Linked DNA regions of Homo sapiens: region 1 is linked to region 2. The links are chromatin contacts, found by Hi-C or POLR2A ChIA-PET in ENCODE. All regions are on one chromosome and are shown on one strand. The core of a region is the stretch at or near the end of the contact, and the rest is flanking DNA. Distances in the headings are between cores, read along the strand shown. Region 1 overlaps MTHFD1L (methylenetetrahydrofolate dehydrogenase (NADP+ dependent) 1 like). Region 2 overlaps MTHFD1L (methylenetetrahydrofolate dehydrogenase (NADP+ dependent) 1 like).

Region 1 (4,739 bases), core at 579-3,078, 41 kb before region 2:
TGTGTTTGTTAAGTTCTGACCATACTCCAGGCGCCATGCTAAGCACGTTGTATGCACCATATCTCATTTAATCCCAAGAACCCTGTGAGGTCAGGGTTATTGTTATTTACATTATCCCCATTTTGCTGATTAGAAAAATGAGAGATTTCCAAAATGATACAAATACAGTAACTACTCGAGCTTTTTTCTTAAAAATAACAGGCTTGCTACTCTTTCATGGCCAGCTAGAATACACAGATTTTTTGTACCTATCTGAAAAGTGTAAATGGTCACCATTATGCAATGAAGTAACCAATTTAGTCAAAGTAACATATTTAGTCAAAAATTAAAAAAAAATCAATCATAGTTATGTCAGAAATGTGCTTTGGTAACTCTCTAGTGGGTTGGCAAAATCCAATACAGACAATTGTGAAACAATGCCACTATTGATCAAGTAGCTGGTTTCTCTGTCACTTATATGCTTCATTTTTATTCATTACCAGAAAGATAAAAGAAAGGCCATGACTACAAGGGTATAAACTTATTTGTGGCCGGGCGCTGTGGCTCACGCCTGTAATCCCAGCACTTTGAGAGGCCGAGGTGGGCAGATCACGAGGTCAAGAAATCGAGACCATCCTGGCCAACATGGTGAAACTCCATCTCTACTAAAAATACACAAATTAGCTGGGCATGGTGGCAGGTGCCTGTAATCTCAGCTACTCGGGAGGTTGAGGCAGGAGAATCGCTTGAACCTGGGAGGCAGAGGTTGCAGTGAGCCGAGATGGCACCACTGCACTCCAGCCTGGGTGACAAGAGTGAGACTTCGTCTCAAAAAGAAAAAAAAAAAAATTGCATTTCATTCTTCGTATTTGGAGAACGATGGAGATTCTTCCCTGCCTTTCCTTATTTCACTGTAATGATCACACCTGAGCCTTTCAACAACACTATGAGACAAGTGAGTCGGGAGAGACTTGCCCATTCCCATCTACAGGTGCAGAAACAGCCTCCAGGCAGTCATGTGAGTTTCCCTGAGCCCATTAGGAAGGAGAACTGCAAGTGCAAAGGTTCTACTGGGGACCCAAAGTCTGAGGGGTAATGGGAACCAGATCAAGACTTTCAGGTGTGGGGCAAAGCATTATCGGGAGACAGGGGACTCTACCCTATACGAATTGCATCTTGCTGGGTGAGTTACTTCGCTCAGCCTTCACTTCTTTTGTTTTGTTTTTTTTGATTGTGATTGTCAAAGGTCAGCCCTCGTTCTTTATCTATAACTACAGCATGAGTATAACAATATATTATGGAGTCATTTCAAAATTCAAATGAGATGAAGGACCCTAGTTTAGAGTTTAATACACAGTACCCATTGTTGTTATTTTATTATAGAATTGATAATTGCCTGGATTAAAGGAGAGTTGTAAATTATTTAAGATAGAAATAGGAAAAGATAGCTTAAACCAAAAAAAAAATCTTCTATATCTAATTATGTATTTATTTTATGGGAAAAAAGGTTTCATTAGTATTATGAGATTGTTCCCTAATTTTTCTGGGTCTACAATTTTACAAGTCACGCTTTCTGTAGTTCTTATTTATGGCAATCAAATGTTAAGCTAAACCAATAGCCAAGACCTAAAGTATTTAAATGAACAGGGGTAGCTTGATTGAGGTCAGATAAGGCTGTAAGAGAGAAAGTTTCAGAAGCGTGACTATAAACTCAAAACAGGTGTGATTCTAAATGGCCCTTCAGTCCTTAGGAGATGAAAGACTACCAACTCTTGTGCAGCCCAAGAAGATGCTGGGAAGAGCTGAAGCACAAATTCCATTCCTCATGTGTCATATTCCCACCTAGAGTTTTTGCGACATACTCATTCATCAGCCGTTTGACCGACAGGTAGCACACCATGAAAATCTCCACTACGTGTGGAAAACAAATCAATTTAATAATATATTTTATTGTTTGGAAACTCAAAATTAAGTAATTAAATTCTGGTTTCTGAGAAGCTCATCCCTTGAAAATCAACTGTGATGTTGTGGGCTGGGTTTTATGTCAAGGTCCTACTGGCAAGGAAATCATCATTCGGTAGTCCCTTTAAGGAGAAGCTGGAGGAGATGGGAAGAGGAGGAAGCAGGAAGGAAGGGGTGGGGAGGATGGACAGTGCTTTCACTCAGCCGATCTGGTCTTTCTCTTCAAGCAGCTTGTTATCAAAGGCGCAGCTGCCTAGACCTTGCTTGCTGTGCCATGTCATTTAGCATTTCCCTTTTGCTTTCACCTCTCTCCCTCACAACTAGACCCTTGCCCCTCCGACCCTGGGAAAGCTCCTGCCCAGAGATAATAAGCTGTGTAGTAGAAAAACATAAGACAGGGAAATCATTATTATTTTTGAGACAGTCTCTGTCACCCAGGCTGGGGTGCAGTGGCAAGATCTCAGCTCACTGCAACCTCTGCCTCCCAGGTTCAAGTAATTCTCCTGCCTCAGCCTCCCAAGTAGCTGGGATTACTGGCGTGTGCCACCATGCCTGGCTATTTTTTTTTTTTTTTTTTTTTTTTTGCATTTTTAGTAGAGGCAGCGTTTCACCATGTTGGCCAGCCTGGTCTGGAACTCCTGACCTCAGGTGATCTGCGCACCGCAGCCTCCCAAAGTGCTGGAATTACAGGTGTGAGCCACTGCGCCCAGCCCAAGTCAGGAAAATTACATCCATCATTTAAACTTCCCCTTTATGGTTTTCTTGGGACAGTGGCAAAGGAAGAGTTTGGAGAAGGGGGAGTCACCTCATCAGTGCTCATCACTACCCTGAAACTCGGCTGGCCAAGACTGGCTGAAGTAGGAAAGAATTCAGGACTACCCTGTGACGTAATTAAACTATTTTAAATACCAGAGGCCTATATTGTTCTGTAATGTTTCTTAGGTGATCCACTCCAGATACCAGCTGAATGCTCAGGACTTCAGACTGGGTCTAGAAGTGGCTTACTGTATATAATGGACTGAACTGCATCCCCTCAAAACCCCTATATTGACATCCTAATCCCCCAATACGACTACATTTGGAGACAGGAAGTCGAGGCTGTAGGGAGCCATGATCGTGCCACTGCACTCCATCCTGGGTGACAGAGCAAGACCCCATCTCAAAACAAACACAAAAAACAACCCAAAAAGGTCATAAGCATGGGGCCCTAATCCAATAGGACTGAGTGTCCTTAAAAGAAGAGGAAGAGGTCACAGGGATGTTTGTGTACAGAGAAGACGACATACAGGGAAGACAGCTGTCTGCAAGCCAAGAAGAGAGGCCTCAGCAGAAACCAGCCCTGCCAGCACCCTGATCTTGGACTTCCCGCCTCCAGAACTGTGAGAAAATAAAATAAACTTCTGTTGTTGAAGCCACCCAGTCTATGGTCTTTTGTTACGGCAGCCCTAGCAGACTAATACACTTACTTATGTGGACATTTCCTTTCTTCTATGTATGTTTTCCTCCTGCTTTAGCACCTTCAATTCCTGGACCGAAAGACTCCTAACTATGCTACTTGCAAAGGCTTCTATACACAGAACACTCTTTTTCTAACTGCAAGGGCAGAGGCAGACAACAATGAAAGGACCAGGTGGGCACAGCTGTCCCTCCTCCTCTGCCCTCTCCTGGGTTTCTCCTCCATCCTCTCACTGGCTGCCCTGATACCCGCAACACTGCTGGGACTCCGCAGCTGCCCTTCTTCCTCTGGATTATGCCACAAGTATAAGTGGGAGAAAAAAACGTGGACCAAAAGTCCTCAAATCGTTCACAAATCACTTCTCTTTCGGTTTCTCATAAGCACATACACAGTATATTAAAAATACAGAGAAACACTATGAGACCAATAGGATTATTTTTTTCTTTTTTGGGCCAGAGTCTCACTCCGTCATCCAGGCTGGAGTGCAATGGCGCAATCTCGGCTCACTGAAATCTCCACCTCCCAGGTTCAAGCAATTCTCCTGCCTCAGCCTCCCGAGTGGCTGGGATTTATGGATGTGCACTACCACGCCCAGCTATTTTTTTTGTATTTTAAGTAGAGACGGGGTTTCACCACGTTGGCCAGGCTGGTCTTGAACTCCTGACCTTAGGTGAACCGCCTACCTCGGCTCTCCAAAGTCCTGGGATTACAGGTGTGAGCCACCACGCCTGGCCTAATTTCTTTTTTTTTAATTTAATTTTTACCAAAGTAAATCACGTGCTGGCTTAAGAGATCACACTGCTCTTTAGGGCTTACTATGCAACATGACTGTTCCCATGGCCAGGCGAAGTGGCTCACACCTGTAATCCCAGCACTTTGGGAGGCCGAGGTGGGCAGATCACATGAGGTCGGGAGTTTGAGACCAGCGTGACCAACATGGTGAAACTCCGTCTCTACTAAAAATACAAAATTAGCTGGGCGTGGTGGTGCATGCCTGTAATCCTAGCTACTTGAGAGGCTGAAGCAGGAGAATTGCTTGAATCCGGGGGGCGGAGGTTGCGGTGAGCCGAGATCACGCCATCGCACTCCAGCTGTGAGCCGAGATCATGCCATCGCACTCCAGCCTGGGCAACAAGAGTGAAACTCCATCTCAAAACAAAACAAACAAACAAACAAAAAACAAACAGAAAAACCTGTTCCCTGCCCCCCACTGCCCTGCCCCCAGTGGCATTCCCACTCCTGAAAGGCAGCCACTGTCAACACTCAGTGGTGTCTTTTTGCCTTTCGCTGCTGTCCTGGTCTTGCCGTTCAGATGTTACCCACTGGATTTCTAATATCAACA
Region 2 (4,914 bases), core at 1,147-3,646:
TTCTACTATGAATTCCAACTTGGTCGGACACCTCTCCAGGCCAACTGTTATGAAAATGCATTGTTGTTTTAAAAAACACTGTGAGAGATGGCCGGGCGCAGTGGCTTACTTGAGGTCAGGAGTTTGAGACCAGCCTGGCCAACATGGTGAGACCCCAGTCTCTTTGAAAAATACAAAAAATGAGCCAGATGTGGTGGCATATACCTGTAGTCCCAGCTACTTGGGAGGCTGAGGCAGGAGTATCACTTGAACCTGGAAGGCGGAGGTTGCAGTGAGCCGAGATCATGCTACTGCACTCCAGCCTGGGCGACAGAGCAATACTCTGTCTCAAAAAAAAAAAAAAAAAAAAAAAAGAGAAAACACTGTGAGAAGAAAGAAGTCAATTATCCCCTCTCCAACTCCCAACACAGTAAGCAAGAAGGGCCCAGGAACAAATGAACAGGGAAAAACAATCTTGCATTTGCTTAGTGGAATGTGGGGTTTGCACACATTAGTCAGAGCTAGACAAATCATACTGAATACACTTCTTATGGAAACGTTCTAGCTCTTATGGCCTTTCTTTGCTGTCCCAACTTTTGAGGTGCGAAAACACAGCAACACAGCCAGGACCGGCCAGGTGATGGCATGGAGCCCGCTCCCACAGGCTGCGTGTGTGTTCTCACTCTCTTGCAACTGGCCTGAGTTAAGCATTCTCCCCAAGCACTTGCAGTTTATCATCGCCCTATTTACTGTATTTTCATGTTATAAAAGTGATATACGCCCAATGTAGTAATTTGATCTATATGGAAAAAGAGAAGAAAAAAAGCTACTCATAATAACACTGTCTAATTTAAGGTTTTGGTGTTGTCTTTCTAGTCTTTTTCTACATGGAATGTAATTTACTTCTCAATAATATTGTTTCATATACTTTGCTTACATATTAGTATTTTTGTCATGAAATTTATGCCAACTGATTAAACAGCCCTTGTAAATTATAGAAACTTAAAGACAATATCAAAACCATGTGACCACAAGACAAAGACCACCTACTACTAAATTATTTTTGGCATGAGATTATTTTTTGAGAAGTTTTATAAACTATTAGGTTTATTGAACTCTATAAACCATAATCCTTGAAAGAATTTTGGAAGCATACCATAACAGGGTAATTTGTAGTAGAATATAGGGTTGGAAAACCTTAAAAAACAACTTGCTTGTTTCTTCCCATATCAAAGATTTGTATTAGAAAAACTATCTCTTACAAAAAGATGTACTAAGTGGTATTATGTCGTTCAAGAATCTTGCATTATTTCCTAGCTTTCAATAATATGTATCATGTCATAAAAAAGAGGGAAGAATACATAAAATACATATGAAGCTTACTAGGAATGAAGAAAGTTATTTTAAGAAGGAAAAATTGGCTACCATCAAGGAATATGGAAAACACTAGCAATGCATGTAAGAATGACCTCAAAGGTCTTAGATGACCACGAGCTGGGAATGCTTGTGCTGGGGGCTTCAGTTACAACAGCATGGGGCAGTGAAATAGACTAGTGAAGCTGTTACACCAGTTAATAGTATTTATTATTATTTGTGGTCACCAATGCCAATTAAAGCAATAATTAAATAGAACATGACGAAATAATTCAATGGTAGGAAAAAAAAACCCTGGCCTATAAGTGAACATGGAAAGTAAAAGTAAATATTTAGAAGCGAAATCTGGAGCGGAAAAAAGCTCCAGCATCTCACCATGGGGTCTTCCAAAGCCAGCAATGCTGGAGATGTTTATTGTTTAAGGATGGACTTGCTTGGGTTGGGATTCTCCAACTAGAGCCAGAGGGGAGCTTCTCTGCCTCCCTTGAGGACACAACAAGAGGGGCTTTCTGCCTTTGTTATAAAGCCCGCCGCATTCTGTGCCTGTATGGTTTTATTTACTGGAGTCTATCATAAGGCCTGTGAGGGAAGGACTGAATCTTTCTCATAGCTGTGGGGCTGATGGCCCTGCGTGCTGTAGGCATTTAATAATTCACTGAGTAAATGAATGAACCCTGCAGGAGAATGGGAGGCTTTCTGATCCTGAGGTCTCAGTTTGGACTATCTTTCTGGAGTGGATAGATGAATATGTATTTCAGCAGCACCCTAATAAGTGCACATTGGGTGACTAAGCAGAAGAGTGATTCATTTTGCTAGAATTTTCCCACCTGCAGGAGCCAGTCCCCCTGGTGTCCCCATTCCCCGTCCCCTCAGTCATCTCAGCAGGAAATTACTATCCTGTCTCCCACACGGGTGATGAATGTTCAAGGCATTTCAGCAGACTGTGGCAAGGCCCAGAATGGGGTCAAGTAAAAATAAATACCAGTCCTTATTAGGAGATCCTGGCCCCTCTGGTGCGTGTGTCCCACTACACATGCAGCTTCCTGCTCTGTCATAGAAAGCAGCCCTCTAGGGCCACCGCCTCCAGTGAGAGTTTCCTGACCTCCAGGAACTTCTGTAGTCAGGCACCACTCCCTTCCTCATGCCCCACACCCGACTGTTCCAGGAGATTTCATCACTGTGCACTGACGCTCACTGCGACCCCGTGTGTGGCCACAGGAGGAACTCGGCTGAGGGCTGAGAAGACCAGATAATGACACAGAGGGCTCACTTCAGGAAACCAGGGAGCTGCAGCAGCTATCCAGGGCCATTCCACACATTCATTTTCTAACAAGTCGTAAGTGAAAGAGTGACGTCAGGAGCGGACAGCCTGGTGTCCAGGCATGAGCCATGGCAACAGATTCTGATTTTCCAGAACGGCTTTGGTCTTTACCTAGTGTTGGATATGGTGGCGTTAGCTGGAGTGAGAGGAGATTCACATTGTATATTTGTTTAGTGACTCCAAAGATTTTAAATTATATTGTGTTTTTTATTATTTTATTTCATTTTTTTAGAGACAGAGATCTCACTCTATCTCCCAGGCTGGAGTGCAATGATATGATCATAGCTCACTGTAGCCTCAAACTCCTGGGCTCAAGTAATCCTCCCATTTCAGCCTCCTGAGTAGCTGGGACTCCAGGTGCGTGCCATGACTCCTGGCTAATTTTTGTTTAAGTAGAGACAAAGTCTGGCTATGTTGCCCAGGCGTCTCAAACTCCTGGCCTGAAGCAATCCTTCTACCTTGGCTTCCAAAAGTGCTCGGATTGTAAGTGTGAGCCACTGTGCGGGCCCTGGTTTTTATTTAATGGCTATTAAATGCTCAGTAGTGAATTAAGGTTTCAGTTAAATGCACAATTTTTACACCAAACTATTCTCTTTACTAATTCACTTCTATCTGCGTCTACCACCTGTAAACTACCTGAAGCAGAGAAAGCTTCTTAAAGTTGGGGCTCCCTGTAGCCCCGAGCTGAGTGCCTTATGCAGCATTGGCCGAGTGAATGAATTTGTTGGGTGAACTACTGCGGGGTTTAGAGTCCTCAGAGGGTAGGACAGGACAGATCGTGACTGAGGCTAACCTTCTCAGCTACTCTACCATTTCATGCTCTGTTTGGGCACCTCCGTCACCCCTCACCTCCCCTGATGGTCCAGTCTCTCTGGGCCTGCACTGTCCAGCCGCCCTCTTATCCCTAAGCCAAGGCTTTCACCAGCTAAAGCTCAGGAGTAAAGTGGCCATCACTGAGGCCATTCTATGTATGCATGTATGCATGTATGCATGTATGTATGTATGTATGTATGTATGTATTTAGAGATGAAGTCTTGCTCTGTCACCCAGGCTGAAGTGCAATGGCGCAATCTTGGCTTACTGCAACTTCTGCCTCCCGGGTTCAAGCGATTCTCCTGCCTCAGCCTCCTGAGCAGCTGGGATTATAGGTGCCCACCACCCCGCCCGGCAAATTTTTGTATTTTTAGTAGTGATGGGGTTTCACCATTTTGGCCAGGCAGGTCTCGAACTCCTGACCTTGTGATCCGCCCGCCTCGGCCTCCCAAAGTGCTGGGATTACAGGCGTGAGCCACCGCACCCGGCTGACTGAGGCCATTCTAACGAATATAAAGCAAGCTCTTCAGCACCCATTTTTGTTAACTGAGGTATAATTAAATTATACACAGGCCTGGCACAGTGGCATGAGCCTGTAGTCACAGCTACTTGGGAAGCTGAGGTGGGAGGATTGCTTGAGCCCAGGAGTTTGAGTCCAGCCTGGGCAACACACGTGAATAGGTCTATGAGTCTGGAAGAATGTATATAGCCATGGAATCACTACCACGTCAAAACATAGGGTATTTGCATTATCCCAAAAAGTTCCCTCCTGCCCCTCTGCAGTCAAACGCTTCCCCTCCCCCAACTCCTGGCAACCACTGATCTGAACTGTAGACCTGAAAATGTCATTCAGAACCCATTTCATCCAGGCCCTTCTCCCTGTGCCAACACTGCTACGAGCGGTGTCTGTGGGATTTTTCTGGACGTTCTCTGCCATGCCGCTGCTCCTTCCTTCCCGCCTCCTGGAAGGCACCCCTGCTAGGAGTCGGCTGCATTAACGTGGGTGTTTCAGGGGTGTCTTCCTTCACTGTCTTCTCACTGATTTCCAGCTATCCCTGTGTCTCTTGTTTAACGACTGCCTTCACCCATATCCTTAAACCCACCAGGGTGACCTTCCTGCCTCTTTCTTTGAAGCACTGTGTCTGTATTTCCAGTGGAGACACAGACTATTCCTTAGATCCTATTAACCCTCTGAGCTCTCTCTGTTCAAGCCAGGCTCATTTCTGGCTCTGCCAATCTGCCTTCTCCCGTGTCCTTTCCATGACCGATGGCATCACTAGCCAGAGTCACCAAGCTAGAACGGTCCCTTCCCCCGGCCCCCACGGTAGGAGGATACTTTTAGAGTATGTCTGCAATTCACCCCCACTCTCTGTATCTACTTCTGTGGCCAAAGTGCGGACCTTGATTGCCTCTGGCCCGAGCTGAAT

Evidence for each region. Hi-C counts contacts between places; a loop is a spot of excess contacts on that map. ChIA-PET counts read pairs that join two places held with the same protein, here RNA polymerase II (POLR2A). Pooled maps may share reads with other maps.
Region 1: a loop to region 2 is called in a map of PC-9, with 12 times the contacts of the local background. The contact joins two enhancer-like sites. A Hi-C loop is called at or near these places in 6 of 168 maps with a recorded cell type or tissue (K562, PC-9, Right ventricle myocardium inferior and 3 more) and 4 of 50 pooled maps. POLR2A ChIA-PET finds 5 or more read pairs at or near these places in 7 of 52 experiments (HCT116, HEK293, HepG2 and 4 more).

The regions. Positions count from the first base shown.
Region 1 is chr6:151,079,285-151,084,023 of GRCh38, reverse strand. The region is part of intron 26 of MTHFD1L (methylenetetrahydrofolate dehydrogenase (NADP+ dependent) 1 like); the gene reads right to left. Among named protein-coding and RNA genes, the nearest start is that of MIR12131, 21 kb to the left of the region's middle. Within about 2 kb of position 1,828, at least 3 of the 41 ENCODE cell types and tissues checked have a DNase peak (open chromatin) inside an H3K27ac peak, as active enhancers do; they include HCT116 and PC-9, where a contact is called at or near this core.
Region 2 is chr6:151,038,698-151,043,611 of GRCh38, reverse strand. All of the region lies in intron 26 of MTHFD1L (methylenetetrahydrofolate dehydrogenase (NADP+ dependent) 1 like), which reads right to left. Among named protein-coding and RNA genes, the nearest start is that of MIR12131, 62 kb to the left of the region's middle. Within about 2 kb of position 2,396, at least 26 of the 41 ENCODE cell types and tissues checked have a DNase peak (open chromatin) inside an H3K27ac peak, as active enhancers do; they include HCT116 and PC-9, where a contact is called at or near this core.